Regions from separate parts of the Homo sapiens genome. Here region 2 is linked to region 1. Evidence: chromatin loops called from intact Hi-C (ENCODE). Cell type or tissue: Caco-2. All regions are shown on one strand. Links, peaks and the distances in the headings refer to the core of each region. The heading gives the core; the rest is flanking DNA. Region 1 has its middle 66 kb from the start of IRX6. Region 2 has its middle 190 kb from the start of IRX5.

The links. Peaks named below come from ENCODE experiments on the same cell type or tissue, not always from the same donor. Only the 100,000 strongest peaks of a DNase experiment are listed, where the experiment ranks them.
Region 2: it touches region 1 in a loop (27-fold over the local background); 6 of 110 quality-filtered maps call a loop at or near these places.

What each region holds. Positions count from the first base shown.
Region 1 is chr16:55,256,444-55,260,443 of GRCh38, forward strand. No RefSeq gene overlaps it. Among named protein-coding and RNA genes, the nearest start is that of IRX6, 66 kb to the right of the region's middle. In Caco-2, for the core only: a CTCF peak has its summit at 1,709 (motif pointing left); a DNase peak (open chromatin) is centred at 1,718.
Region 2 is chr16:55,118,307-55,126,837 of GRCh38, forward strand. No RefSeq gene overlaps it. Among named protein-coding and RNA genes, the nearest start is that of IRX5, 190 kb to the left of the region's middle. In Caco-2, for the core only: no CTCF peak of the experiment used is centred there; a DNase peak (open chromatin) is centred at 2,295.

The DNA.
Region 1 (4,000 bases), core at 1-4,000:
CTTTAACATTTAACTGAGACTGATTGTACGCTGGAAAATAGTGTATTTATCAACTGCATCTGTCTTTGCCGCTGCTTTCTCCTTCCAAAAAGATAAATTACTGCAGCAGATAAGGATCCAGCTTTCAGGGCGATCAAATGAACGCCAGGAGTCCTCAAGATAGGAACGGTTTATGAAACCCGGCTCCTGCCCACTTGAGTGAGCCAACTAAGAGGGTGCCAAGAATGTAATGGCCACATGGGTTATTGGCCTTTCCTCCCTGCCGTGGTACATTACACGGGGGTAAGAGAATTTGCTTTTAAAGTATCTTTTGCAGTCTCTTCTAATAAATCACTGAGCAATCCCTGGTGCTTGTTGTGGTCGGTGGTGGTGATCCATGGTGAAACGACAGGCGGGTTTCAGGGCCGGATTTTCCACCAGTGCAGCCTGCGCGTGGTAGGTGAGTGGCAAATGCAGCAAAACAAGATGGTGGCCTCCAAGCAATGAGAGATCGAGAGACACTGCCGCATGCAAGTATCGGGATCTCCTTGACCTTGGCTGGGACTTCACGGGAGGTTTCCGGAGCAGCCCCATGGACTCCCCAGCTTATGATTTAGAACCAGTTGAGCATTTCAGTTAGCAAATTGTATTTAATGCTGTGTAACCTCAGGGCTCTTAATGTAAGATTTGTAGATGCAGAATTCAGAGCTTTAAGAAAGCTTGCCCAACCTCTGGGAAACCAAGAGGGATTTTCAGTCTCTGTAGAGTATTACCTGCCTGTGCATAGGGAAGATGCATAGGAAATGTCTTAAGGGTTCAAGTGTCTATTGTGTCCCTTAGGCGGCTCTACCTTAGTTAAGTGCTAGCTCTTGTCAGTCACGATTGTGTGATATTTGTCGTAAATGTTCTTTATTATTATTATTATTGCTGTTATTATTATTTAGGTCATTTAATTACTCTTAATCTGACCTTGTCTCCCTGTGTAAATATCCCCCTTCTTCCTTGCCATGTGTCTCTGTGCAGATTTGTAGGCAGTTATCAAATCAATCCCTTCTCCGCACCCCACCCCATGCCAATCACCACCTAACCAAACTACATACATATATATTTAGCTCTTTTAATCTTTTTTCTCATAAGGTTCTAATTTTACATTTTCTGGGGTATTTTAGATTTGGCAGAATGGCCTTCGTCTGTGAAGAGTAGAACTTAATTATCAAAAGCTGAGCCGGAGTGAGCTATCCATCACTGGGTGACATATCCTTGCCTGTGTTCATTTGAAAAACATTTTTTTTGTAGCTCTTGGAAGAAGAAAAAAAACAAAGCTGCCAGAAGGAAAAAAGAAAAAAAGGAAGGAAAAGAGAAAAAAGGAAGAAAAAGAAAAAGAAGAAAAAACTTCATTCTGACATTCATCATCCCGCAACACAACCACATAACATATCAAAATATCACAACGTGAGGTATCAAGTGTTGAGAAGGCTCATTTGATTTCTCTCTTGCTTTTCTTTTCTTTTTCTTCTCTTTTTTATTTTGTTGAAAACTGAATCTAGCATGTGAAAGTTAGTCCTGTAAAATGCCTCCTACAGTAAACATCATCTTTTTGACAAGGTTTGCATTATAATTAAGGCCTGTCTGAGTAGCTACGCAACTGCGTGTTGCACTGTTTTCTTTAAGAGACGGGGTTTTTTAACAGCCAGATAAATGCTCAGCGTGGCCCAGCCCAGTGGGACAGCGACACCCTGTGGCCGTGTCTGCTCATGGACCCAGGGTGGGGCCACACAAGGCTTGGCTGGAGGAAGGCCTGTTCAGAAGGGTTCCCAGGGTGAATTCTGGTATTATATTGCCATGTGAATGCTGACAAGATTCGCCAAGAGGGGGCCAGTTTTGAGGCAGAGGAGCCTGTCCTGTGTGATTTAAATGAGATACAGAAGACAAAAGTACCTGGCAGAGGGCCCCACCACAGCAGGCTCTTACCCTGTGCCATACCCCAAATTGCCAGATGCAGAATGAGAGGCCAACTCTTTTCTGACAGGTCCGATTCAATGACACACTAACTCCAAAAGGCTGCCCCTGGAATCTTACCAGAAAGCAACCCTAAACCCCATGTCAGGAACTTCTATCAGCGATCAACAAGACTGGTGACAAATCCACTCAGTCATCCAGAGGCTTCCAAAAGCCTTTGAATAATGAATTCAAATATTTCATCCTTGAGAGGAACGATGGTTTTTGTCAGTTGATTTGTATTCCAGCCATTTATTTAAATAACCAACCGATAAAATACACGTTTTCATAGTAAATAAAATCTGCAGATCCTCACCCCATAATTGGTTAGTCCATCAGCACTTTTATCCATTATATATGGACTTAAATGCAACAAGATGAGGTGGCGTGCTCCCTCCTCTGCAGGAGGACGGCAAATGTTTACAACGGTGGTTGCAGTTTCAGCTAATATTTTCCGGAAACATATATTTGTCATCTCTCTTCTCTAAGTTATTCCAGGTTTCTTCAAAACACATGAATTGAGATCGCTTTGTCCAAATTTATTTATTTTTTCTCTTTTAGTTTGTTGTACTTACCGGGCATAACCAAAAAAGACATTCCCTCTGGCATGCCAAGGCCTGGCGGGTCCTCAACGGCCAATGGCTATTTCCACTCTTTGTTGATTGAGTCCTGGCGCCGTACCCTGAATGCCAGATGCAGAATGAGAGGTCAACTCTTCTCTGGTGGGTTCAAGTCAATGACAAACTAACTCCAAAAGACTGCCCTGGAGTTAACAAACACTCAGAGAAAATACGCAATGAAAATCATCAATTTACCAGGTGGAAAAACAGCCGCCTCCAGAGGCTAAGCCAGGCCAAGCCAGACCAGGATTACTTCCTATGTCTACCCTGTTGAGTGCCTTTATTTATTTATTTATTTATTTATTTTATTTTATTTTATTTTTTTTTTGAGACAAATTCTCACTCTGTCACCCAGGCTGGAATGCAGTGGCACAGTCTTGGCTCACCACAACCTCCGCCTCCCAGGTTCAAGCGATTCTCATGCCTCAGCCTCCCAAGTAGCTGGAACTACAGGCATAAGCCACCACACCCGACTAATCTTTGTATTTTTTAGTAGAGACAAGGTTTTGCCATGTTGGCCAGGCTGATCTCGAACTCCTGGTCTCAAGTGATCTGCCTGCCTCGGCCTCTCAAAGCGCTGGGATTACAGGCGTGAGCCACTGCACCCGGCCTGTTGAGTGTCTTTTACACAGAACACACCAGTTGGTGTTTAAGGGACATCTCTCAAATCCTAAGGCATAAGAAGAGAAAAAAGAGGCCAATGAGAAAAAAATGACGATTATGGTCAAAATACCTAACATTTATTGAGCATTTACTTTCTGCCAGCTACTGTTTAGGCACTTTAAGTTCATTAACTCATTTAATTTTCACAAGAACTCTACAAGGTGGCACTGCTATCATCACTGATGTAAAGATCAGAAAACTGAGACACGAAAGGATTAATTTTTTAGCTGCAGGTCACCGGCTTACTCGGGAGCAGTGGTGGGTTCCTATTCTGAGAGGACTCCAGTGACTAACTGCAAGGTGGCGATGCTGCAGATAATCAACACATGAAATAAACATTTTAGTAGTAAATAAAGCCTGCAGATCCTCATCCCGTAATTTGTTAGTCCATCACCACTTTTGTCCATTACATATGGACACAAACGTAGCAATCTGGAGATCAAATCCATTTTAAAGGTGGGGAGACTGGGAGCCAGGGTGTGGATGTTGGGTGTCCACCGTCACACCAGGTAGCAATGAAGTACCAGGGCCCAGCTTGGCTAATTTTCATGATACTGCACTTGATGTTGCGTGTCAGCCACCCAGGTGCCTGCCAGATGGCATCCACGTTGTGGTACCTTCACCTTGACAGCAAATATGTAAATCTCTGCTCTCAGCCTTGCAGAATCACCATCATTAGAGCCTCAGGAGGGTTTCAAGTCCATTCTTCTTTCCTTTTCTCTGGATCTCATTGTCACCAT
Region 2 (8,531 bases), core at 652-4,651, 140 kb before region 1:
CAGACCACTGATTGTAAGACCAACATCAGAGTGTGAAAATGTGTGCCTTACAATTGGAAAGAAATTATTGTTTCTATTTCATAGATGAGGGGATGGCTACACAAAGAAGTTGAGTAACTCCTTTGAGGCTACCCAGCCAGCAGATGGCCAAGCCAAGATTTGAACCAGACAGCTTTGTTCTGGATTCTGCATCCTAACTGTACCAATGCTGCTCTGGCTGTGTGGAGCCGGACTCTAGAAAAATCCTACATGGGGAGAATTTGCGGTGGAACTAAGGCAAGCAGAGAGGAGAGGCCTGGCTGGGACAACCAGCCACTGATGGTCTGAAGGGAAGTATGTCCTAGGGGTGTTGCAGCCCAGGGTGGGGTGAGGAGAGCAGAAGGGCCGACTCCTCCTGGAGGAGAAGTCAAATACTGCCCTGGGCAGAAGGGAGGCCTGAGATGATGTCCCAGCCTCCCCAGAGAGGCCCTGGTCCCCTCCACCCCCTGCCTTCTGAGTTCATCTTGTCATCCATCGACAAATATAGACCAGGAGAAACCTAAATAAATGAGTGGCTGCTCGAAGCCGCAGGACAGCTAACCATAATGGGGGTTTTTGGTTTTCTGCTTGAGACACAAACAGCACATTCCTCAGCCGAAATAGCCGGGTGGAGAAACAGGGCATTATTGGATGGGAACACCCGGCCAGGATGAACCAAACAAGACAGAAATAGGCCCATGCCACCACATGAAGGGAGCGCGTCGGTGCTTGGCTGGCTGTGCTTGGCCTGGCCCTGCCCTGCTGGGGTAGCTGCTGACACCTGGGGAGGCTCCGGCTTTGCCCCAGGAGGAAGGCAGCTGTGTGTTTGCCTGAACCCTCAACCTTGGGCAGCTGGGGCAGCAGCCCCTTTCTTAGACAAGGGTTCTTGGGACTTGAGATGGGAAATGAATCCTGGTAGCTCTGCACACACACACACAAATGCACACACAAAAACGCACACACACTCAGACTCACCAACACACACATTGTGTACATTGTGTACCTGCAGAGCCAGAAATATGTACGTAAGCTCATGTATCAGTGTATACTGCTTCAGACACATGTACCCACATGAGAACACAGAGGCACACACTGGCCACATTGCTCATGCACGCAGATGCACCCCGCGCTCACACCCCCACACACATGTGACAGTGCACATATGCAGAGATCCACAGGACTGTGTGTTCTTACCCTTAGAGATGTACACACATGCAAGCACAGATACATGCAAGCCCTAGCATGTATTCATAAGCAGTCATATGCACACACACTCATATGTACAAGTCACTACACATGCAAATATCCACACATGTAAGTGCATGCACATCAGCACATGGGCCCAGGCACATTGTTCCTGGCCCCCTGGGCCTCCCTCACCCTGGGCATGTTCACCCCAGAGGTTGGTGTTCTCTCATCTGAACCAGCATCTGAGGACAGGTTTAAGGGGGCTCTGGGACAGGAGGGTCAAGGAGAAGCTGCCAAGAGAGCCCAGGATCTATCCCACCATCTGCTTCTAGCCAGTCTCTCTTCCCCTCATTTCTCCTGAGTGGTCCCCAGGCAGTTGTAAATAGTAGACCAATTCCAAGGCCTCCCTGTAGACTGGGCCTGGGCATAGCCACAGCTTGATGGTACTACTATCACTGTGAATCTCTGAGCTCTGTGGAGCCAGGGATCCCGGTAGTGACGATCATCCCCTTACTCCCAAAGACCTCTATAGTAACTGGTGCTCAGTACATGAATAAATGAAATAGAGGAGCAGTGATTGGCATCCCTACTTAACAGCTAAAAAGACTGAGGTCCAGAGAGGCTGAGCAGGACTTCACCAAAGTCCTCTGTCTGCCTCCTACCCCACCCCAGTGCTGCCCCCATCTGTGGAAGCCCTGGTGTCCCCTTCTGATGCCAAGGCCAGGACAGTAAAACCTGGACAAGGAAAAGACATAGTAATGTGTCCTGGGAGCCTCTGGGCTATCCACCTGGTGTCTGCCTGGCCCTTGACCCATCTGTCCTACCCTGCCCCAGGGCCAGGAGGCAGCTTGAGGCTCCAGGAAAAAAGCCCAGTTCACCATCGCGTCCATCCCCTGAAGCACTGGCTGCCAGGTCTTTTCCTAGCCTCAGATCAGCTCCCCATCTCTGCTACCCCTGTGACTTCCCCAGACCTAGGGATGGACCATGGTTTTCTGGTCCTGAGATCAAGCTGGAGTGAAGAAGGAATAGATGAAGACAGCAGGGGTCAGTGTTTGTTCAGTGGAGGCCACACAGGAGCAGGCATGAGAGGACCAAACGTCTTCCAGGCAGGGCACCCAGCAGATACTCAGACACATGGTGTCAGACCCACAAACCGAACCCCTGGCCTCAGCTCAGAGCAGGCAAGGGCAGAAGCTGGGTCTTCCCAGGAACCCACACTGGTGTATTGGGAAAGACCTCTAGTCTGCTCCAGTTTGGGGATTTTCCAGCTTTTGTTTTGCAGCCACAGAATCTTTTCTTCAGATGATTTTTTTTAAGTATTAAATTAGGGTATAATTTGCATTCAGCAAAATTCACCCTTACAGCATACAATTCTGCTGCTTTAACAAAAACATACAGTTGTGTAACTACTACCACAATCAAGATATAGAAGAGTTCTATCGTCCCCCTAAAATCCCCAAGTCCCTTGTGGTCAGCCCCTTCCCCCACCCCTGGCAACCATGGATCTGTTTTCTGTCCCTGGAGTGTTGCCTTTTTCAGAATGTTCTGTAAATGGAATCACACATAATGCGGCCATTTCATTTAACACAATGCCCTGGAGACCCATTCGGTTGCTCTGTGTGTCGGTAGCTCATTGCCCTTGGTTGCTGCATGGAATTCATTGTATGGATAAACCACAGTTTGTTTAGCCATTCCCCACAGGAGGGATATTGAGTTTATTTCTACTTTTCGGCTATTACGAAGATTCTATGAACATTTGAGTACAGGCTTTTGTATAAACACACACAACATATATATTATATCTTTTTGGAAAATACAAGTGCATTCTGGGTCATGTTATAAGTATATGTTCAACTTTCTAAGAAACCACCAAATTGTTTTCCGAAGTGATTGCACCATGTTGCATTCCCATCAGCAATGAATGAGAGTTCTGGCTGTTCTATATCTTCACCGGCAATTGATACTGTTACCTTTTCCCACTATTCTAATAGGTGTGTATCAAGGGACAATTTACTAGAAACGCAAATCTACAGAACAGGTATGTTAAGCTACCCTGGGTAGAGCCAGGAGCCAGAGTAGGGGTTCTGAGCCCTGTACACTGAGACCCTCCCTTACTACAGTGGCGGTTCCTGAGTATCTCTTTGGAACCCAGAACTAAGGCCAGGGAGGGGAGGAGCATTGCCCAAGGTCACACAGCTCAACAAGAGGGACCAGTGGGCAAGGCCCAGCCCTCTGTCTGATACCAGTGACTTGTCCTTTCCTGAGCACCATGTCACCACTGGAGGGGAGGAAAGGAAGGTTCTCAAGCCACGTCCCAGGGACCTGCCTTGAGCTGGGTCGAGGACCCAGTTGAGTGCAAGGATGCTGTCAGCCTCAGGGCTATTCCATGTTGAGAGTTTCCAGTGAGACAACACGGTCTAGGGGAAATGACAACATCTTTGGGATCATGCAGAGACACACTTTCAAAACCCAACAGGAATGCTTATTAACTATGCTGCCCTGGGCAAGTCACTTTACCTTTCTGAACCTCAGTTTTATTAACAATAAAATGAAAAGTTATCTTACTATTTTGTTGGGTTGTCAGATAGATTGCAGCTCACAACACAATTCTTTATTCAATAAATGTATTGAGCTCTTTCAGGCCAGACACTGCTCTGGATGCCAGTGTTATAGGAGTGAATAAGACAGACAAGATCCCTGATCTCAGAGGAGACCAGGGGATTCAGTAATCAAGCGTATAATATGTCAGGTGTTGGTATATGGTATGCAGAAAAATGAAAGATAAAGCAGAATAACAGTATGTAGAGAGAAATGGGGTACCCTTTTAAATGGAGTTGTCAGTGAAAGCCTCCTTGAGAGGTGCCTTTGGAACAGAGACCTGAATAGAGTAAGAAAATGAACCATATGGATACCTGCATTACTCATTAGCTGTGTGTTCTTGAGCAAGTCACTTAACCTCTCTGAACCTCAGTTTCTTCATAACTAGATTGAATTAGAATCCTCCTTACTGGACAGTTGTTAAGTTTCAGTGGGAGAAAGCTGGTAAAGTGCAGCACAATGCCCAGCACAAAGGGCATGCATATTTCAGTTAATCTCCTTCCCTCTCCAAGGAATTCAAAGTCTAGTTGGGGGTTGCAGTTGTAGGATGGACACATAAGACGTATATGAAAATAATATCATAGCTCACAAATTATTTGAGCACCTGCAATGTGCCTGGCATGTTCAAAATGTTCTGCCTGTCTTATGATAGGTGGAATTGCTTGTCCCAATTCTTTACACTTCCTGTATCCAGGTCTCTTGTTACATGACTTGGCTGTCTTTCCATCACAGGTGAAATGTACTCCCCTGCCTTGATTTTGAGCTCAGCCATGTTACTAGCTTTAGCTAAAGGGCTGCTCACAGATGTGACACAAGCAAGGGCTTGAAAGTGCTTGTGTAATTGGGCTTGTTCCCTCATGTTGCTGCTATCATCATGAGAAGAGTGTCTCCTGAACAGCTCAATGGTTCAAGGAAGAAGACAGAACCATGGAACAAACTCACGTGTGCTGCAGCTTGGAGCCAAGCTCAGCAGAGCCCAGCCAAGATCAGCCAGTTCCCAGCCAACCATCATATACACAAACAAGAGGACATCATTGTTTCAGCCACTGAGTTTTGGGGTTGTTTTTTATGTAACATTATGGTAGTGATATCCATATGTTATTCGTACATATGTTAACCATTTAATCCTTGCAAAACCCTTATGAGGTAGTTACTCTTATTTTATAGATAAACCCAGGGAGGTTAGATAGTGAATAATTGTTAAGTAGAGATTTGAATTTATGTAATCTGATTTTAGAGCCCATTCTATGAACCATGACACTAAAAGAGAGTGAGAAAAATATGTTGAGAGGTTTGTCACGTGCTATGTGCACCCATAGGGGTGCACACTTGGTACACCTCTGTGCACCAGGTGAGGAACTAATTGCACTATGGGAAATAGGGAAGTTTTTCCAGAGAAGGCTGTATATGAGTTGAAACTTGAGTACAGGTAGAATGGAATTAAGTAGACATTGGGAAAAAGGAATTCCAGGTAGGAGAAACCAGTCTGAGCAAAAGTGCCAAGGGGGAATACACACAACGTTCTTACAGCTCCCTCACCCCTTGTCACCTGATCAACCCCTACTCATTCTACAGTTCTTAGGGTCACAGTTACTTCCTTGGGAAAGCCTTCCCTAACCTGCTGGACAAGGCCAGTTCCTTTCACTGCACTCTCCAGGGCACCAGATTCCTCTTCTTCGCAACACATAGTACAGCTGTAATTACATTAGCATTTGCCTATATCTGCCTTGGTCAGCATTATAATAGCAGCACCTGACTCATGGTAGGTCTGCAACAAATATTTGTAAAATTGATGCCATTCAACAAATGTATTAGTTATGTATTGCTGAATAACAAATTAACCCAAAACTTAGCAGCTTAAAATAATCATGAGCATTTATTATTTTGCATCATTTTGTGGATCAGGAATGCAGGAGCAGCTTAGTTGGGTGGTTGTGGCTCAAGGTCTCTTGTGAAGTTGCAGTCAAGTTGTCAGCTGGGGCTGGGTCATCTCAAGGCTTCACTGGGGCTGCAGGTTCCTTTTCCAATTTGGCTGACTCACAAGGATGGCTGGGTGATGCTGGCTGTTGGCAGGAGGCATCAGTTTCTAATCACATGGACCTCTCTTTAGGGTTTTCTGAGTGTTCTTACTGCAGGGTGGCTCGTGGCCTCTACAGTGAGTGACCCAAGTGATCCAAAAGGAAGGATAGCCAGGCACAGTGGCTCACACCTATAATCCCAGAACTTTGGAAGGCTGAGGCAGGAGAATTGCTTGAGCCCAGGCATCTGAGACTAGCCTGGGCAACATAGAGAGACCCCACCTCTACAGAAATAAAAATAAAAATTACCTGTGTCTGGTGGCCATGCGTGTAGCCTCAGCTACTTGGGAGGCTGAGATGAGAGGATTGCTTCATTCCAGAGGTTGAGGCTGCAGTGAGCTGTGTTTGCACCACTGCATTCCAGCCTGGGCAACAGAGCAAGACCCTGTCTAGAAGAACAAGAGGAAGAAGAAGAAGGAGGAGGAGGAGGAAGAGGAAGAGGAGGAACGTCTTCTATGACTTAGCCTTAGAAGTCACATGCTGTGGCCTCCACTGGATTTTGTTGGTCACCCCCGGCCACCCTGACACAATGTCAGGCTATGTAAGGGTATGAATACCAGGAGGTGATGCACATAGGGGGACATCTTTTTTGATAGAAACTAACAGGGTTGGGGCAGGTGCATGTCTGGTTTCCAGACTCTGAATTCACAGAGTTTGGGTGCAGGTGGGTAGGTGGGTAATCTAGGAGTTGTTCTCAGGAAGCAATGAAGGAACAAGAAGAGTGAGACAGGGAATGGGAAAAAGCAAATAAAAGGTGTGTTAGTGAAGGAGTCACCACTGTGAACCCCTGAAACCCAATCCCCTGGAGGATCCTCAAAGGTACTAGCTAGAGCATGCCTCAAATTATCTCCCTGAAGGACACAAGGCTGTGGCATTTATCTACACAGTCCATCTGTTTCTCATTGGTTCAATGGGGCATTAACTCCCCTAAGCCCCCTCCCAGCAACCCCTGCAAAACACACACAAGACTAGGCAAGCTGCCAAGGCTGTGAAGAAGGCTGAAGACAGAAAAGCTGAGCAATGAGGCAGTACTTAGATGAGATGAGGCCCATTTGCTCTAGAACTGTCCACCAGCCACAGCTGCAGCCACAATCCTAGGTGGCCTGAAGGGTTGTGGCTCAGATCTCAGGAAATATCTGCCATAGACTCTTCAGAGAGAGAGCAGTTTGGGAAGGGCTCCCCAGGAGCGTGGGGCATGCAGGATAAGAATTCGTCAGTCCTGGGATAAGCAGAGGATGAGGGAACAGCAGGTGCAAAAGCCGTGAGGCAAGGGTAAGGAGGGCTGGCTCCAGAACCCTCCAGGTCAGTGTGGCCAGAACAGGGTAGGAGGAGAAAAGAAAGAGATGAGGCCAAAATTCTTGGTTGGGGTCAGATCACATAGCACTTTGCAGGCCATGGCAGGGAATGACTTACTGGCTGTGTGACCTTGGGTTAGTTCCTTTACCTCTCTGAGCCTCATTTTTTACAGATGTGAGGATTAAGTCCGACAGCATAGATCAATTTTAAGCCTGGTGTCTGGCACACAGTTAGTGTGATATAAATGTTTGGTATTGTTATCAGTGGCGAATCTGTACAGGTCTGTGGCAACTCAATTCTCACCTCCTCAGAGGAAAAAATTCATCTAAGGGCATACAGCAGAGTGAGAGACCGTGGCAAGTTTTAGAGTAGAAGTGAAAGTTTATTAAACAGTTTTAGAACATGAACAAAAGGAAATAAAGTATACTTGAAAGAGGGTCAAGCAGGTGACTTAAGAGATTCAAGTGCACGGTTCAGCCTTTTACTTGGGATTTTATACATTTGCATGCTTCCGGGGGTTGCCTCTTGTCCTCTCTGATTCTTCCTTTGGCATGGGCTGTCTGCAGGTGCAGTGGGCTGCCAGCACTTGGGAGGGACCACATGTGCAATGCGTTTACTGAAGTTGTGTGCGTCCTCATTTGAGGCGTTTTTTTCCTTACCAGTCAAGTGTTCTTGGAGGAAGGTCATATACCAGGTAAACTCCGCCATTTTGCCTCTTAGAGTGTACACTTGAGCCTACTTGCCCATACTTGAGCCCACTCGCCCAACTCCTGAGATCTTATCCAGAATGCTGATCAACAGCTTCAGGTGTATTTTATCTGTTGGGAGACTGCCTTCCCCTGCACTGGCTGCAACCAATTACTATTTCAGAGACACTTTGACAACTGCCTGACCATCCTGGTGGCCTGGCATTCCTGATGGGGTCCCCCTCCTCCCCTGCTTATGTCTGCCTGACTACCTACTGTAACAGTATATTGTTGATTTCATTCTCATCCCAGGCCTTCCCTACTCCGGCTCTCTCATTCACTCGTCCCTGTCTCCTCAGAACTCCAGTTTCAAGCAAAGCGCAAAGCCTCATGCTGTTCCTAGTCAGGCCACAACAACCTAGCACCCTGCTGGCAGCAAGATGCAGCTGAGAGCCCTCGCAGGTCCCCCGAGGCCCTTTGGAGCGTGACCAACCCACACCCACAACTCCCTCCACCCCAGCTCAGCCAAGCGGTTCACATGGCCCAGCCATGCACACCAAGCTCCCTGCACCAGCTCACTTCTGCTCCTGCTGTCCCATCTGCCAAATGCCTTCCTCCTCCCCACCATCCTCTGGCTGGTTAAAAGGAAAACTCATTTCTCTACATT